Regions from separate parts of the Mus musculus genome. Here region 2 is linked to region 1. Evidence: chromatin loops called from intact Hi-C (ENCODE). Cell type or tissue: heart. All regions are shown on one strand.

Region 1 (8,000 bases):
CAGTCCTGGTTCTCTCTACCTGCTGCTTATGAATCAGATGTGAGTAGCTAAGGCTACTACTGCTCCAAGGTCATGTCTGCCTGCTTGGCTACTAGCATGCTTCCATCAGGGTGGTTATGGACTCACCCTCTGAAACTAAGCCAGCCTCAATTAAATGCTTCCTTTTATAAGTTGCCTTGGTCATGAAGTCTCTCACAGCAATAGAACAGTGACTAAGACCTCCTAGCAACATGTAAGAATTACCTTGGAAACGTAAAAACTATTTACTGGTTCTGTGCGACTGTGCAGCCAGAGTTAGCAAAAAGTCACTAGGCTACATAAGGGAGGAGATGCTGAACCCAATGAAGAGTTTGGGGGAATTTTTTTTCTGTCTGGTTTTCTTATTTTAAAAAGAGAATATATTAGGGAATTTCCCAGACATAGAATAGTATCTTCTGTCTTCTTTCACTAGCCATCTAATATGTTACCATACTTGCTTACTTTGTTTTGTTCCCTTCCCTGCACATTCACCTTTTCACTAGAATATTTTAATGTTGCTTTTTTTGTAAACAAAACAAGGATCATTATGGTTTCTGATTTGAGATAGCCTGAAAAAAAATGCACTTTTTGTTGTTGTTGCTGTTGTTTCAGTCATGCAGACACATAATAGATCCACTCACTTATGAACTACTTTCATTTATTATTATATTGAATATTTTATGTCATTGACTATTCTGAAACCATTTTTTCGTGGTTAAATACTATTCCATTAGAATGTACTTTAATTTAATCTTAAATTATGGAACATTTTAACTCATACCCTTTTGTAGTAAGCTGTGGTGATAAACTCTGTCTTAGTTAGGGTTTCTGCTGCTGTGATAAAACACAACTTGGGGAAGAAAGGGTTTATTTAAGTCTGGACAGGATTTAGTTTGATTGCCTATATCACCCAGGACCACCAGCATGGGATTAGGGGTGGGGACACCACCTACTGTGAATTGGGACTTTCTACATCAGTCATCGATCAAGAGAATCTATCACAGGCTTACAAGGTTGTCTGCTGGAGACATTTTCTCAATTGATGTTTCCTTTTCTCAAATTAATCTAGCTTGTCTCAAGTTGATAACAGACCCCATAAGTAGGTCTCTGCATATCTCTGTAGTCAGTCACATAAGATAATTACTTGGATAGAATTGCTTTGTCAGAGGGTGTATACAGAAATCTAAAGGCTTCGAAATACATTCTCAAGTATTTTCCAGAAAGACTCTACACCCACTGACTGCTTCTGAAAGTGTCAGTTCTGACTCTCACTAACATTGAATTTTGTCAGATTTTTTAAAACACTGTTTCAACAAGTGAAAAAGTAACTCTTGCTTTCAATTTGCAGTTCTTTGATTTCTAGTGAGGTAGACTTGAGTTCTCTCTTCATTTACATTTAAATAATTATTTGTATCAGTTGCTAGCTATGTGACTTTAAGCCACTTGGGACTTTCATTTACTTTTATATTATACACCTCCTTTATAGGCTACTCATGAATATTAAAGCATTTTAAAATTGAGAGTTTTAAACTTTTGACCATATACATAGTTTTTTGTAGCTTAAAGTTTCATACCTCCTTAGCAAGTTTGAATTGCTTTGAGATTTTTATATTCATACTTATTTTTATAAGTGTTTTACTGTTGCATGTAATTGTTAAAAATCAATCTATGCTTCCCTGGCTACTCTCCTGCCACGGTGGTCTTCCTGCCCCATGGCTCCCCCCCATGCAGCGGTCCTCCCAACTTCCTGAAGTTTGCTTGCCGATGAACCCAGTCATCCAGCCCCTGCACCTAGCTGCTGCCAAACCACTCAGCACTCGCAAATTTCCACGGCTAGCTGGGGGCGCACGCTTGCCCACCCACGCTCAGCTGTGGTTACCTTGCCCCGGGAACTCAGTTGAGTTGTCTCGAAATGGAAAACACCAGACAATCTTAGTTTAGAATCAACAGATAACACAACCGCTGGGCGTGGAATCTATCATCCTAGGATAGATCCTCATTAACAATTCTATATTAGAAATCTACTAGCAGTGGATTCAGGTGGATTCTGCCACCAGATTTAACGGTCCCTGCCTTTTGTCTACTTTCCCTCTCGTCTCTCCGTCCAAAAGATGGCGTTCTTTTCCTCTGCATTCCCTCTTCCTCTCTCAGACCTGGAAGGCCTGACCCTCCTCCAGTGATTGGCTTCTTGTCATCTCTCAGTTAATTAGGGGAAAATTCCGCTACACTTTACTGACCACTATTGATCATAACCAGGTTGTGGCCTAGAGTCTGCAAAGCACTGCTCTAAGTTATGTGCTGCTGGGTGCTGCTGGGTCTTGTGTCTACTGTGATCACCCCTGAGACTCAGAAGCCAGCTAATAGACTTCACTTCTAATAGACTAGATAGGAGAAAGACCCCCAAAGCCACGTTGCTGTATTCCTGCAGCAAATGTTAACTATGTTTGAGTCTCTATGATGCTGTGCCAACTGAACCATTCACATAACTGCTGGGAGATACAGCTCATGTGTTTGAGCAGAAATAACATCATATTTGCAGACTACATAGCTGAGAAACAGCATTGATGAAAGAATTCCATTTGTGATTTTTGGTACCTTAAAATATGACAAAAGTGATAAACAACACTTAGTTTTCTTTTAATTTTTTATATTTTTAAAATTTATTTCTTGTATGTGAGTACACTGTTGCTGTCTTCAGACACACCAGAAAGAGGGCATCAGATCTCATTACAGATGGTTGTGAGCCACCATGTGGGTGCTGAGAATTGAACTCAGGACCTTTGGAAGAGCAGTCAGTACTCTTAACCACTGAGCCATCTCTGCAGCCCGCCAACAACACTTAATTTTAACACTTAGTTTAAACTTTTTAAACAGAGAGAAAGCATGAGAGTTGGGTAATGCTAAGAAGTAGAAGTTGAGGATGTGTTACTGCCTTATGTAAAGTACCAGGTATTCCCTGGTGGACTTACAGTGAATGAGAGTGGAGTTGTGGTGGGTATTGTTTGAAAACTTACTTGGTAGTTTCCCTAACTGGTAGTACAACAGTGTTTTTACTCTTGATGTGTAGAGTAAATATATCTTGTCTAAAAAAGTTTTATACTGAATAGAGTGAATATTTTAAAATATGTTTTCGTTTGTTTGGTTTTTGAGACAGGGTGTCTCTGTGTAGCCCAGACTGTCCTGGAACTTGCTCTGTAGACCAGGCTGATCTTGAACTCACAGAGATCCACCTTCCTCTGCCTCCCAGGGTTTAAAGGTGTGTACTTCCACCACCCTTCAACACTGTAAATAACAAAGCTATAAGCTTAAGACATTTACCACTCTCCTAACATTCCACATTGAAAAAAACTTAGAGGAGTGTTGCAGTTTATTATATAAAAATTAATATTTTTATTACATAAAAATTTTATATTGAAGAAACAGTTTATCTTTGGGAAAAGAACAGAGTATATATGTTGTATCTACCCTGTACTTTTTAAACAGATACTACTAATTTAGAAAAATAGGTAGCTCAGCCCTTCTACGGAGAACACTGACCTTAATTACTGCCTTTATAGTACATATAGTTAGTACTAGATATGAGATATCTCTATGAATATGGTCTGAAGTCATTGTCTAGTACAGCATATTAGTACAGCTAGACATATGATGTGTGTTATTTTAATTTACTTTTGAAGTTCAAAACAAACCCAATGTCAGCTTATTTTGAGACAGCACATTATCCTTAAATATGTGATAATTAGTGTAGAAAGAAAAAAAAACTCACTAGCTTTGAAATCTATTATGTATTTCCATTTTATGTATATTTCTACTCCGCTGTTTTCATTGGAAGTACTTCATCTGAATAATATTTCATGAATTGTTTGTTGAAAAATTTTCCATACCAAAGTTATTCCTTATTATTTTTTCTAGTAACTGGATTATCAGACTTTAAATTTATTCACCTTAGTAGTGCTATTCTTCAAGTGCTCAGGAATTGTGTAGCTGATGTCTACCGTGTTATAGTAATTGTCATATAAACATCAAAATAACTTGCCTGCATATGAATAACTAATCAAAGCATGTACTGTTGGTAAAACTAGAGAAATGGTGAAGGATTTTATTATTTGAGCAATTAAAACATTTTTATTTGTGTGTATATGCATAATACCTATGATCGATTTTTCAAATATTAATATTTTGCCACAACACCTTTGTATCTTTAATGTTAATTCTGATTTTTTTTAGAGTATTTATTTGTTTAGATATTTCAGGGATTACGTATTCACTTGTTTAGTTTATCACCTATATAAAGAATGGTGTAATATATATAGTTGAGAATTATCTTTTTTTTAAAGGTGCTTTTTAGACCTTAAATGACCTTTTAATGTTTAAGTCATTTTTTATGTTTAAAGACCTGAATGTCTACTGAGAAATCTTCCTCAGATTTTTCTAGTACATACTGTATTCCTCTAGATTTAGCTTTATTTAGACTAACTTATCAGAATGGAAAAGAACATTCTAAAGTTTAATAGAACTGTTAATATCAATTTTATACATAATTCTAAATGTTATAATAACTCCAGATTCATTTTAAACGCATAGTGTTTTAATTGTGTTCCTAAGCAGGGAAGATTTTAAGTGAGTGGAGAAGCAGAAGTATTTATCTTCCCCTTGTATTGCAAGGCCATGTTGTAATTTTATATTTGCAGGTTTTATAATGCACACCACCTGCTGTGTGTTTGGTTCATCACTAGATGGAGTTCTTACAGTATAACTATGTGTTGAGTAGGCATTTGTAGAAGAAACGTATTCCTTAAAGTAGACTTTTTTTTTTTTTTTTTTTTTTGAGACGGGGTTTCTCTGTGTAGCCCTGGCTGTCCTGGAACTCACTTTGCAGACCAGGCTGTCCTGGAACTCAGAAATCTGCCTGCCTCTGTCTCCCGAGTGCTGGGATTAAAGGCGTGCACCACCACGCCTGGCTAAACTAGACTTTTTAAAAAATATATATAGAAGAATTAAACATATAACTTAGTAATAAGAGTTCTTATGTGGTACTTTTCTATTGGTTTGTACAAGAAACACTGAACGTTTTAGTCACAATTTTTGTTAGGTGCTTTTGGAAAGGGATGGGAAAGGGATTGAGACTTAATACTATAGAATAGCGGTTTATAGGGTGAACTTGGACAAGATCAGTCTTTTTTAGAAAGTCAGGTTTGTGCTGCTTGTTTGAGGCCTGCTGTACTGCCTCGGTGGCACACAGCAGACAGCCAGGGATGTGCGTGTGCATCAGGTCTGCACTCCGGCTTGCCCTGTGCGTGCTCTCAACTTTAATCTCACCGAGCGTCAGTCTTCTTCTCTTACCACTTCAGATAAAGTCCAACCCAGAGTTTTATTTCGTTTTCTTGTTACTTTACTCTAACCAAGGGTGGTATTTTTGTCAGGAGTTGGATGTACCTTCTGTACTTCTGTTAAGCGGTCATATTTATTTTCTGTGAATAATAGAAACACTTGTGCCAGCTACTCCTAAGTCCATCAGACTCTAAGGTACTAAACATCATCATTCAATGGCTCTTTGGTACTCTGTGAAAATGTTCCCTAAATCCTCATTTCCCAAGTTACGTAATGTAACTTTTCAACAACGACATTTTAAAAGTTACTGTAATACTTCTGCAAGGGTAAAAAATTTCAGGAGTAAGAAGAATTATAAGCAAAAGTAATCTGTTCTCTGTCCCATGCCCCCCTTCCATCTGCATTGCCAGAGGCAGCTGCTCTAATAAAGTCCAGTACTTACTTCTTTCCGTGGTTGTCCTCACATAGCTTTAAAGGCTGTTGTGTCCTAGTTAATAGTTTTGGATGTTAAATGTCTGCTAGATCATCATCTGAGTAGACTGTGGCGGTATTCCACATCCTTCCTTCACCTTCAGTTGTGTCTTCCTTACGATGGTAGGATGGCTTCTTCAGGTGTAGTTTTTATGAACAAACAGTATTGAAGACAACATTCTTTGTCATGTGTTATCTCTTGGTAAATGTCCCTGGAAACTCTAACAAACTTTTGAGTTATTTCATTGACCATGTTTGCTTCAGAGAACCATTTATAGGCCAAGAATGTCCTGGCAAGAACAAAATTGTAGAGGAAGGTGGCATATCTGAGGTTACCTAAGGAGGAGCTAGGAAGGATAATGAGTGGATAGTCAACCAACATGTCTTGACAGTCAAATTCTCAATGGAAAGTATTACCAACTGTAGTCCCAATAACCAGGCCATGGTCTTTTGAAAATAAAGCAGAAAGGGAGCTATTCCAAGTCAAGTTCTTCTCTGTCTTTGCTAAAGTGCCCATTACTCCCTAGATATCTGAAAAGGGTAGAGTAGGAAAATATCACTTCTCTTCAGTTGGCTTGTATTTATAGGGTCTGTACTTTTGTACTTCCTTGGAACAAAGCTTTACATAGTTACAATATTTTTATTAGTCATCTTAAACAGCATTGGCATTGGTACTTTGTAAAGTCAAGGCTATTCAAATGGTAAATGTGAACTTTTTCCCTTAATCTAAAATATTAGTATCCCCTGGAAAGTATCATTTGTTTTGTTTAGTTTTTAAGTTCTTTCTTATTGCACGGATGTTTATGAGCTAGATATAATTCTTTGTTACCTCTAGTTAATTTGAATAAGACTCATCTTTATAACAAGGTTTATAAAGGTCTTTCTCTCTCTCTCTCTCTCTCTCTCTCTCTCTCTGTGGTTTTGCTTTTCTGAACTTGCTTAAAATATTTCTTAGTGAATGTGTTTGCTATTTAATTTGAGATTGATGTTAAGTTCCTTAGAATGGTTACTTTGACAGTACTTAACATGTATCTACTAAATAAATAATACTCTAGTCATTATTAAACAAACCCTCAATTTTATATTGTCTCTATATATACATATTTCCCAGTGACCATTATTACATAAGTATAATTAGTAACATCGATACTAATGTTGAATATACCAAGATCAAGTTTCAGTAAGGTAATAATACCTCAGAATTTGTGATTTAATTTTTATTGTATGACTAGAAATATAAGAGCTGCATGAAGAAGAAACTGGAGATAAAATGTCTACATACTATTTAGTCATATGAATTTCTTTATTGTAGAACTTGTTAGGATCTTTGCTATTCAAACATACATTTTCATACTTTAGAATTGGGAGTGAAATAAACATATCTGAAAGTAGAATTCCTGCTTTTCAGATAGTTCCATAGGACATATTTGAAAACACTATTTGATTTAGTTAGTATTTTTGTGAATTACTGTGAAGCAAGTAAAATGATGAACTTTTACTAACAATTGCTGTCTAGTTGATTAGAAAAAGTAGTGTCTATCACTTGGATGCTTGACAGCTTGGAATGCACTTGAAGTCTAAAGATGAGACATAATAATTTGGTTATACCCTTTCTACTATTTTTTCCAAAGCTTTTCTCTAAAGAAACTTATTAACATGCAGTGTTTTAAACTGCATGGTTACAATCTGATGATTTTCCCATAGTCTGCCTTCCACATGGTCTCCTCATCTGAGTTCTAAACAGATGTTGAATCTCTGGCTGGACAGGCCTACACACCAACTCTTAGTCGTCTGAATTTGATCAAGAGTGTATTCTTCTTTCATTCCAATCTCAAATCCTGTTTTTCGTTTGCTACGCTGGCTAACAGCAATGTTGGAATCCAGGAAACTGGGATTACTCCTTCATCAGGACTCACAAAACACCGTTGACATTTTGGGGTAGATAAATCTTTGTTATCCTATGCGATATAGGTGTTTAATAACATCCTGTCTGTTACATAGCAACAGCACACTCTCTCCTCCCCCTACTTCCCACAGTTTTAAGACCTGAACCTAGAGTGTTAAGTGTTTTGTGCCTGGTAGGCCAGTGTAATGCTGCTAACTTTATCTTTTTAAACTGCACAAATACTTCCTGTCTGATTTCAGTTGCTTCCAATGGAGACCTTCAAGAAGGCTTTTCT
Region 2 (8,000 bases), 48 kb after region 1:
GGACTTTGAAAAAATAATCTAAATATTTTTCTTAGTGCTACATTATATACATGGGTACAGAGTACAGGCTATAAGTGATCATTTAGAGTGTCCAGTGACAGATCCAGAGCCCTGAAGGCCTAGCAGGACGAGACTGTACAAGTGTCCTAGGCTGCACAAGTGACATGGGCTTATTCAGAGGTTCAATAAATGCATTATTCGTACATCAGTTTTTGAAGTACTTTTCTTTTTGATTTTATATTAACTTAATAATTCCATGAAGCTTAATACTTTCCTTCTAAAACTTTGACTTTAAATAGAGGGAAACTGAATTTGAGATCCAGCATAAAGAAACTCTGGTGGTGGTTTCCTTAAAGTGTTCTGACCTCCTTGTGGAGTTGAAGCTCAGGGAAAACTGGTTGGTCTTTTCTGAAGGGAAATGGAAACTTTACTGAACAACCAAAAGCATCCACAAGAATAAATAATTATTTTGCTTTATCCCAGCATTCAAACATGAGATCATAGTGTTTCAGTGTCTCTGAATCATTAGACAAAGTTGCCTTCTTCCTGAGTAATTAAGATTTAACTTTCACGACCGTCTCTAATAAGAGACTAAGTCCTCCCCAAGAACACCTGCAGTGTTTGTGCCTTGGTGAGAATCAAACTCAGGGCCCTGGGTGTACAAGGCAAGGAACAACCTCCTCAACATTTTTAAAAAATATCTCTAGGGGTGGCGAGATGGCTCAGCAGGTAAAAGCACTGACTGAGTCCTGAGTTCAAATTTCAGCAACCACATGGTGGCTCACAACCACCCGTAATGAGATCTGACGCCCTCTTCTGGTGCATCTGAAGACAGCTACAGTGTACTATGTATTTATAATAATAATAAATCTTTGGGCCTGAGCGAGTGGGGTTGACCAGAGCAAGCAGGGCCGACCGGAGGAAGCAGAGGTCCTAAATTCAATACCCAACAACCACATGAAGGCTCACAACCATCTGTACAGCTACAGTGTACTCATATACATTAAATAAATAAATAAATAAATAAATAAATAAATAAATAAATAAATAAATCTTTAAAAATATTTCTAAAATATAAAATACCAACTTAAAATTACAGTATCAGAGCTAATCCAAAGGTATCAATTACTACTAAATATCCAGTAGGAAGGAAACCAGTATCTTAGAGTTGAAGATAAAGGAACATCCTTTTCCCCAAAATTGAGAAGGATATTAAAACGTATATTTGCATGTAAGAATTAAACACATCTGGAATAACAGTCATAGAACTTTCTTTATAGTATGGCAGCCTTTGGAGTTTAGGGAAGCTGAAGTTGTGTGAGTCACTCTGATAAATGCATTTGCATGCTTTGTAGCCAGAAGGATCTGTGGATAGCCACAGGGGAGGCTGTACAGAGGTTGGATAAGCACACACACTTGACACTGTATTTCACTGTGCTTTAGTAATATGATGTCTCAGGAAACAACTCAAAGTACAGGAACTCGGAGTATCCTCTGAACAACTCAGATTTACCCTGTGACGACATTTTGGTAGTAGGCAGACGACTTTTAGATCATGCATTCATCTACCTTGTAAGCAGTGTCAGAGAGTGTAGACGCCTGGGACTGGAGCGGTGCTTCGCCAGTGAAGAGCCTGTCAAGAGCACCCTGGCTTGATTCCTAGCACCCACAGGGCAGCTCACTTTAATCCCAGTTCCAGGGGATCCGACACCTCTTCAGGCTTCCTTGGGTACTGTGTATAAGTGATGCACACACATACACATATCATGCACATAAGACAATAAGAATTAAGGAGAAAACATAAAAATTTAATATTGAACTATTCCCCTATGCTGTTTATTCCAGGCTACACAAGTCTAAGATCTAGTGTACTGTGGCCATGTGTACTACACTATGAAAAAGAATCTGATAGGAGAATTTTCTTCAATATTTTCTTATTTTAGTGTAATCAACTATGGTTTGGGGGCTCTGAAGAGTAAAAAAAATTAATGTGAAAATCTCTTAGCTTGACTGTGCCAGATCTTAATACATGAGGGACTCAAGGTACACTCACGGAAATATACAAGTATATTAACAGACTGGGTACCTTCTTTTTCTACCCTGGGTCTTTGACTTTGCTTGGGTTTCTTACAACCCCAGCATACTTGCTCCTTGTGCCTTGACTGTGTAACTTTTCTTCTGTATATCTCTGTTGTTTTACTCCTCCTTCCCTACCCATTTCTTATCACCATCCCTGCACCTCCTTTTCTTATCCCGCAATGCAGCTGCTCTGCTTCCTGCCCACCCAGTCTCTTCCCATGCCAAGAAAACAGACACCATAGAACAATTCTGAGACAGTTCCACCAAGCAGTCACAGAAAGAACACATAAACACTCATAAGAAGCTTCTTATTGTATTTTTGGTAGTAAAATAACTTTATTAAAGAATCTACATACAGTGGCATTCCCTAACTTATCTAACATAAATTCACATACATTTTAACAGTTTGTATATTTGTAAACCTACAAACACAAGGTTTAAAAGGTTCTCTGTTCTATAAGGGTCTCTGTGCTCGTTATAGTTAGCCCCTTTTCTGTAATTTCATTTTGCAAATCTGATATACAATACTCATCAAAACATAACTTCATACCCCTCTTCCCTCCTTCGACAGCATTTTTGCGTTCTCTGTCATGACTGCGTACCTCCAGTATGAGTGGAGACATACAGCATTTGCCTTTTGCGGGCTGATGTCCTCATGTGGCATGATGTCCTCGAGGTTCATCTGTGTTACAGTCAATTACAGAATTTCCTTCCACTACATGTACCTGTATACTTCATTTTGTTGGTCCAGCCACCCACTGAAAGACACTGAGTTTCCCTCTACCTTTTGACCTCTGTGACTAACGCTGTTATGAGTCTTTATGTCTTAAAATATTTATCTCTTCAACCCTGTTTTACTAGTCCAGTAGCATATTTTGCTGGGCAGTTTGATATTAATATACATGTTTTGGGCTCTCTTTTTTTCCTCCTTGTGTTTCACTTTGATTTCTAATAATTTTGTGCAATTATATTAATTTCCCTGGACCTGTCAAATCCATTCTTATTTCCATTATTTTTAACACTGTCACTTGATTCTTGCTTGCAGTTTCCATTTCTCTGCCAAAATTCCCAATCTGATAGAGCTTGGCGTCTCCTCTTCTAGTAAGAGCCCATGGATGCTTCCCCTTTTGATATTTAGTGCTCTTTGGTACACATTGCAACCTATTGAATGTTAAATATTGCATAAAAAGCAACAGTGGCTTAGAGCAGTTGTCCCTTTTATCCATGGGGGATTGGTTCCAAGACCCTTTGTCAGTACCGAAATCTGTGGGTCCTCAAGTCTCTTACTTATGTCAGGTTGAATGGTATTTGTGTATTTATCCCTCTGTACACTTAATCTTAGATGAAGTTGACTCATATAATAAATATGCTATGTAAATACTTAACACTTTATTATTTAGAAAATAATAAGAAGGCTGTTTATGTTTAGTACACAGTAATTTTTTCCGTATCTTTCCAGCCAGTGGTTGAGTGAGCCCACAGATATGGAGGGCCAGCACTGCATTTCAACCTCTACTTGCACATGGCTCTTGTGTTAGTTTAGGAGTTCTGTCGTCCTACCCAGGGTTTAAACTCGACTTTCACCCACCTCCCGTATTAGTTTGTGCTTAGTGTCAGTGCTGACCTGCTGGAAAGATTTTTCCCACAGTTCCTGATACCTCCTTTTGGTTTGTCTTATACTTTATCCCTTCCACAAGGGGAAGTTGCTGTCAGCTTGATGGTAAGGACACAACTACCTTCTAGTAGCTTGTGAATTCAGTCTTGTTTTTGGAGGGTCTTCTATGGGAGTTTCTTACCCCTCTTCGAGACTGGAGACCCTAATCCTAGACTATTTTCTGATCTTCTAAGGTATAGAGATTTGTCTCTTGTTTCTCAGCTATAATAGGTCATTGCCTGTGTGCAGAGAACTAGATGTAACAGTTTGAGATTATCTTGTCCAGGAGACTAAGCCTAGGCGGGCTTTATAGGCGTCACATGGTGAGGGCGTCTCTGTCCATCCAGGCCTCCTTTGTCCCCCTCTCTTTCCAGTCTCTTACCCATGCTGCTTCTAATAGAAGATGAGCTTGCAGGGAAGTGCAACACCTCTGCCCAAGTATGTGCCTCCCCGCTCTTAGAAATGCTCTTTTGTCTTTGTTTTTGATTTTTGTGATAGGGTTTATCTGGGTAGCCCTTTCTGTACCAGAACCCGCTCTGTAGACTGGACTGGACTTGAACTTTATCTGCCGAGTGCTAGGATTAAAGGTGTGTGCCACCACCACCCAGCTAGAAATGCTTTTTAATAGCTTTCTTGCTCATAAACAGATAATATTCCATGTATATAATCATATAATTACTTTTTTGGTGTAGAGAATAAATATATTTACCTGGATTTAACTATAGCATACTGGACATTTGGGGGGTTATACCTTAAACTTGAGCCTTCTTAAATCTAAATAAACAGCAAACTTGACGATACTAGATGTTCCGGCTAATTTTATGTCAGCTGACACAAGCCAGAATCATCTAAAAAGAGGAACCTCAATTAAGAAAATGCCTCCATAAGATCCAACTGTCAGGCACCTTTTTTTTTTAACCTTATTCACTTTACATTCCACTCACTGCCCCTCTCCTGGTCACCCCTTCCCACAATTTTATCCCCCATTTCCCCACTTCTCCATACCCCATCCCCTTCTCTTAGGAGTGGGGCCTCCCTTGGGTATCCCCTACCCTGATGTACCCTGGCACATCAAGTCTTTGCAGGGCTAGGTGCATCCTTTCCCAGAGTCCAGACAAGGCAGCCCAGCTACAAGAACATATCCCACAGACAGGCAACAGCTTTAGGGATAGCCTCTGCTCCAGTTGGTCGAGATCCACATGAAGACTAAGCTGCACATCTGCTACATATGTGTGGGAGGCCTAGGTCCAGCCCATGTATGTTCTTTTGTGGTTCAGTCTCTGGGAGTTCCCAAGGGTCCAGGTTTGTTGACTCGGTTGGTCTTCCTATGGAGTTCCTAACCCTGTCAGGCCCTCCATCCTTCCCCCTATTCTTCCGTAAGAGTCCCCGAAGCTCCATCCACTGTTTGGCTGTGGGTGTCTGCATCTGTCTGTGTTACCTGCTGAGTGGAGCCTTTCAGAGGACAGCCATGCTAGACTCCTGTCTGCAAGCATAACAGAGTATCATTAATAGCGTCAGAAATTGGTGCTTACCCATGGGAGTTGGGCTGGTTATTGGCTGGCTATTCCCTCAGTCTCTGCTCCACAGGGGTGCCTGCATTTCTTGTAGATGGTATAAATTTGGGGTTGAAAGTATTATAGGTGGGTTGGTGTTCCTATCTCTCCACTGAGATTCCTGCCTAGAAACAGGAAGTTGCCTCTTCAGGTTCCATATCCTCAATACTGTGAGTTACAGATAAGATTAGCCTCATTGTTTCTTAGGCACCTCCCTTATCCCTGGTCTTTGTCATGTCCTGGAGATGTCCCCCCACCTCCCCACCCTCATTAGTTGCAGATTTCCATTAATTCTTATGGCCATCTATGTCAGGCATCTTCCTAATTAGTGATCTATGGGGAGGGCCCAGCCCATTGTGGGTGGTCTGGAGTTCTGTAAGAAAGCAGGCTGAGCAAGCCATGGGGAGCAAGCCAGTTAACAGCCCAACATGGCCTCTGCATCAGCTCCTGCCTCCAGGTTGCAGCCGTGCTTGAGTTTTTGTCCTACCTTCCTTCATTGATGGACAACAGTATGAAAGTGTAAGCCAAGTTAACCCTTCCCCCCACACCCCCAACTTGCTTTTGGTCATGGTATTTCATTGAAACAAGAGAGACCCTAACTAAAACACTGGAAAATCCTAGGGTCAATGTTGGAAATGTTGTTGGGCTACTGTAATATATACTTAGATGGTCATATCTTCTCTAATAAGTACAGTGGTCATATGAGTTAGGTTCACTCTAAGGATCTCATTTAAACTCTACTTCTCTAAAAACCTATCTCTAAATACAGATACTGTGATGATCTAAGAGTCAGGACTTTGATATATAAATTTAAGTTGTGGGGTTATCATTGAATGCATAATAGAAGACACTGAAAACAGAGTTCACATGTAGAGATCCTGCAGAGTGACAAGATCCAGTACAGTCCCCTGCTACAATGACATGTTGTGTGTCCTTGCTAACCATTAGTCATGTGCAGCTTGTGGCTGTTGACTGATCATGTGAAGAGTGCCTAATGAGACTTGAAACGTAAACTATTAATGTTTTATTAAATAGCCACATGCAGCTAGTGGCTAACATTTGAGTAATGCTTGGCTAATGTTTTTAGTTACCATGTAAAGACTGGAGGATCAGTGTAGTTAAGAGATGAGTCCAGAATCACAGACATACCAAATTCTTAATGGACTTTCTACCAATAGAATATAAAATAAAACTAAGAAAAATAGCATATTAAAGTGCCCTCATTCTTTCTCTATAAAGATGGTGTGGTTCATATTTAAAATGGCATTGTTTCTTGACAAGTAGATCTTAGACATAAGTCTTTACAGTTATTTTCATTTTTAAATAGGATTGACATTTGCTTATAGCAAATTTTTAAATTAGTTCAATAAGATTTCAGTTATCAGACTGAAGATCCCATTTAAATGAAACACTTCTGGGGGAAACTGGCAGGTGGTTTTAATAAAAACTAATCCATTTAGAGCTGGTGAATAGTTATATGTTTTTTCTCAGGAAGTCTAAATCTAAAATGTCATTCTACAAAGAAAGAACTTGAAAAGAGTTTCTTTTTTGAGAAAAATAGTTTGCTAAATTGATAGTTTCACTTATTGCTTCAGTGTATTGCTTAACTGGTAAACTAACTTTAGATTTGCTGTAAAATTATAAAAACTGCAGTGTCCCCATATAGCCTTTACCACGTGTCCCTTAATTATTGCCTTTTATGATTGTGATATAACCGTCAAACCTTGGGAGTCAGCACTATTGCAATACTACCAACTAAGTCTCTGCATTTCACTAACGATCCTTTCTTTTCTGTGTTGTTTCTTTGGCAGTGCTGGGGATCGAACCCAGGCCCTCTCTCATGCTAGGCAAGTGCCTTACTGCTAAACTTCGCCTCCAGTCTCAATGTGTCCTTTCTGTTTTGAAAAACTACCCAAGGATCCGACAGTGTATTTTTTCTCCTCTATTCTGGTCCTCGGTCTTTTATTTATATTTATAAAGTATTTTAATCAATTATTTTGAAGACTATCCTTAAGTTTGGGATTATATTGTTTGTCTTTGTTTTAGACTATGCGGTTATTGCTTTTTTAAAGACAGTCATTGAAATGATCTGCTGTCCCTCTCTGTCTTGTGAAGGGGGTATGATATGAATATATCTTAAAACTGGCATTAAGCTTTAGAAATTTTAATGATGGAAACTGCCTTTTATTATATAATAAAATCACTACAAAATAGTTCATAAAAACATATGCCTTGTGATACGAACTGACATTAACACAAAACCATTGAGTACAGGAAACTGAAAGGCACCACTACACAGTTTGGCTAATTGGAATAAAGTTCAAAAAAGAGAAAACATGATTTTCTTTCAAACAAAGTGATTCTCCCTTGGAAAGTTAGCAAAATAATTATCAAGAATTATCAAGAATTCCCAATGAATATTATTGCTTGTATTATAGAAGTTATTAGAACCAATTTGTTGATCTAGCCTCTTAGGAAATAATTTTATTTTAATTATAATAAAAATTTTATTGGAACATTTAAACATGCTTTTTTGTTTTTGTTTTTGTTTTTTCAAGACAGGGCTTCTTTGTATAGTCCTGGCTGTCCTGGAACTCACTCTGTAGACCAGGCTGGCCCTGAACATAAACATTCTTAATATACACATATAAATCAGTAATTAAAATAATACACTACCTGTCCCAACCTGTCATGCAAGCATCCTCGTTTGTCCC

What was found. A loop is a pair of places that touch in the nucleus more often than their neighbours do. Peaks named below come from ENCODE experiments on the same cell type or tissue, not always from the same donor. Only the 100,000 strongest peaks of a DNase experiment are listed, where the experiment ranks them.
Region 2: it touches region 1 in a loop (1.9-fold over the local background); 2 of 42 quality-filtered maps call a loop at or near these places.

Annotation. Positions count from the first base shown.
Region 1 is chr13:93,330,796-93,338,795 of GRCm38, forward strand. The region is part of intron 1 of Homer1 (homer scaffolding protein 1); the gene reads left to right. Among named protein-coding and RNA genes, the nearest start is that of Homer1, 31 kb to the left of the region's middle. In heart, a CTCF peak has its summit at 4,750; no DNase peak of the experiment used is centred here; H3K4me3 peaks cover 157 bases; H3K27ac peaks cover 195 bases.
Region 2 is chr13:93,379,248-93,387,247 of GRCm38, forward strand. It overlaps Homer1 (homer scaffolding protein 1), which reads left to right. Exons shown (of 10, transcript NM_147176.4): 6 at 7,098-7,133. Among named protein-coding and RNA genes, the nearest start is that of Gm6109, 65 kb to the right of the region's middle. In heart, no CTCF peak of the experiment used is centred here; no DNase peak of the experiment used is centred here; H3K27ac peaks cover 1,484 bases.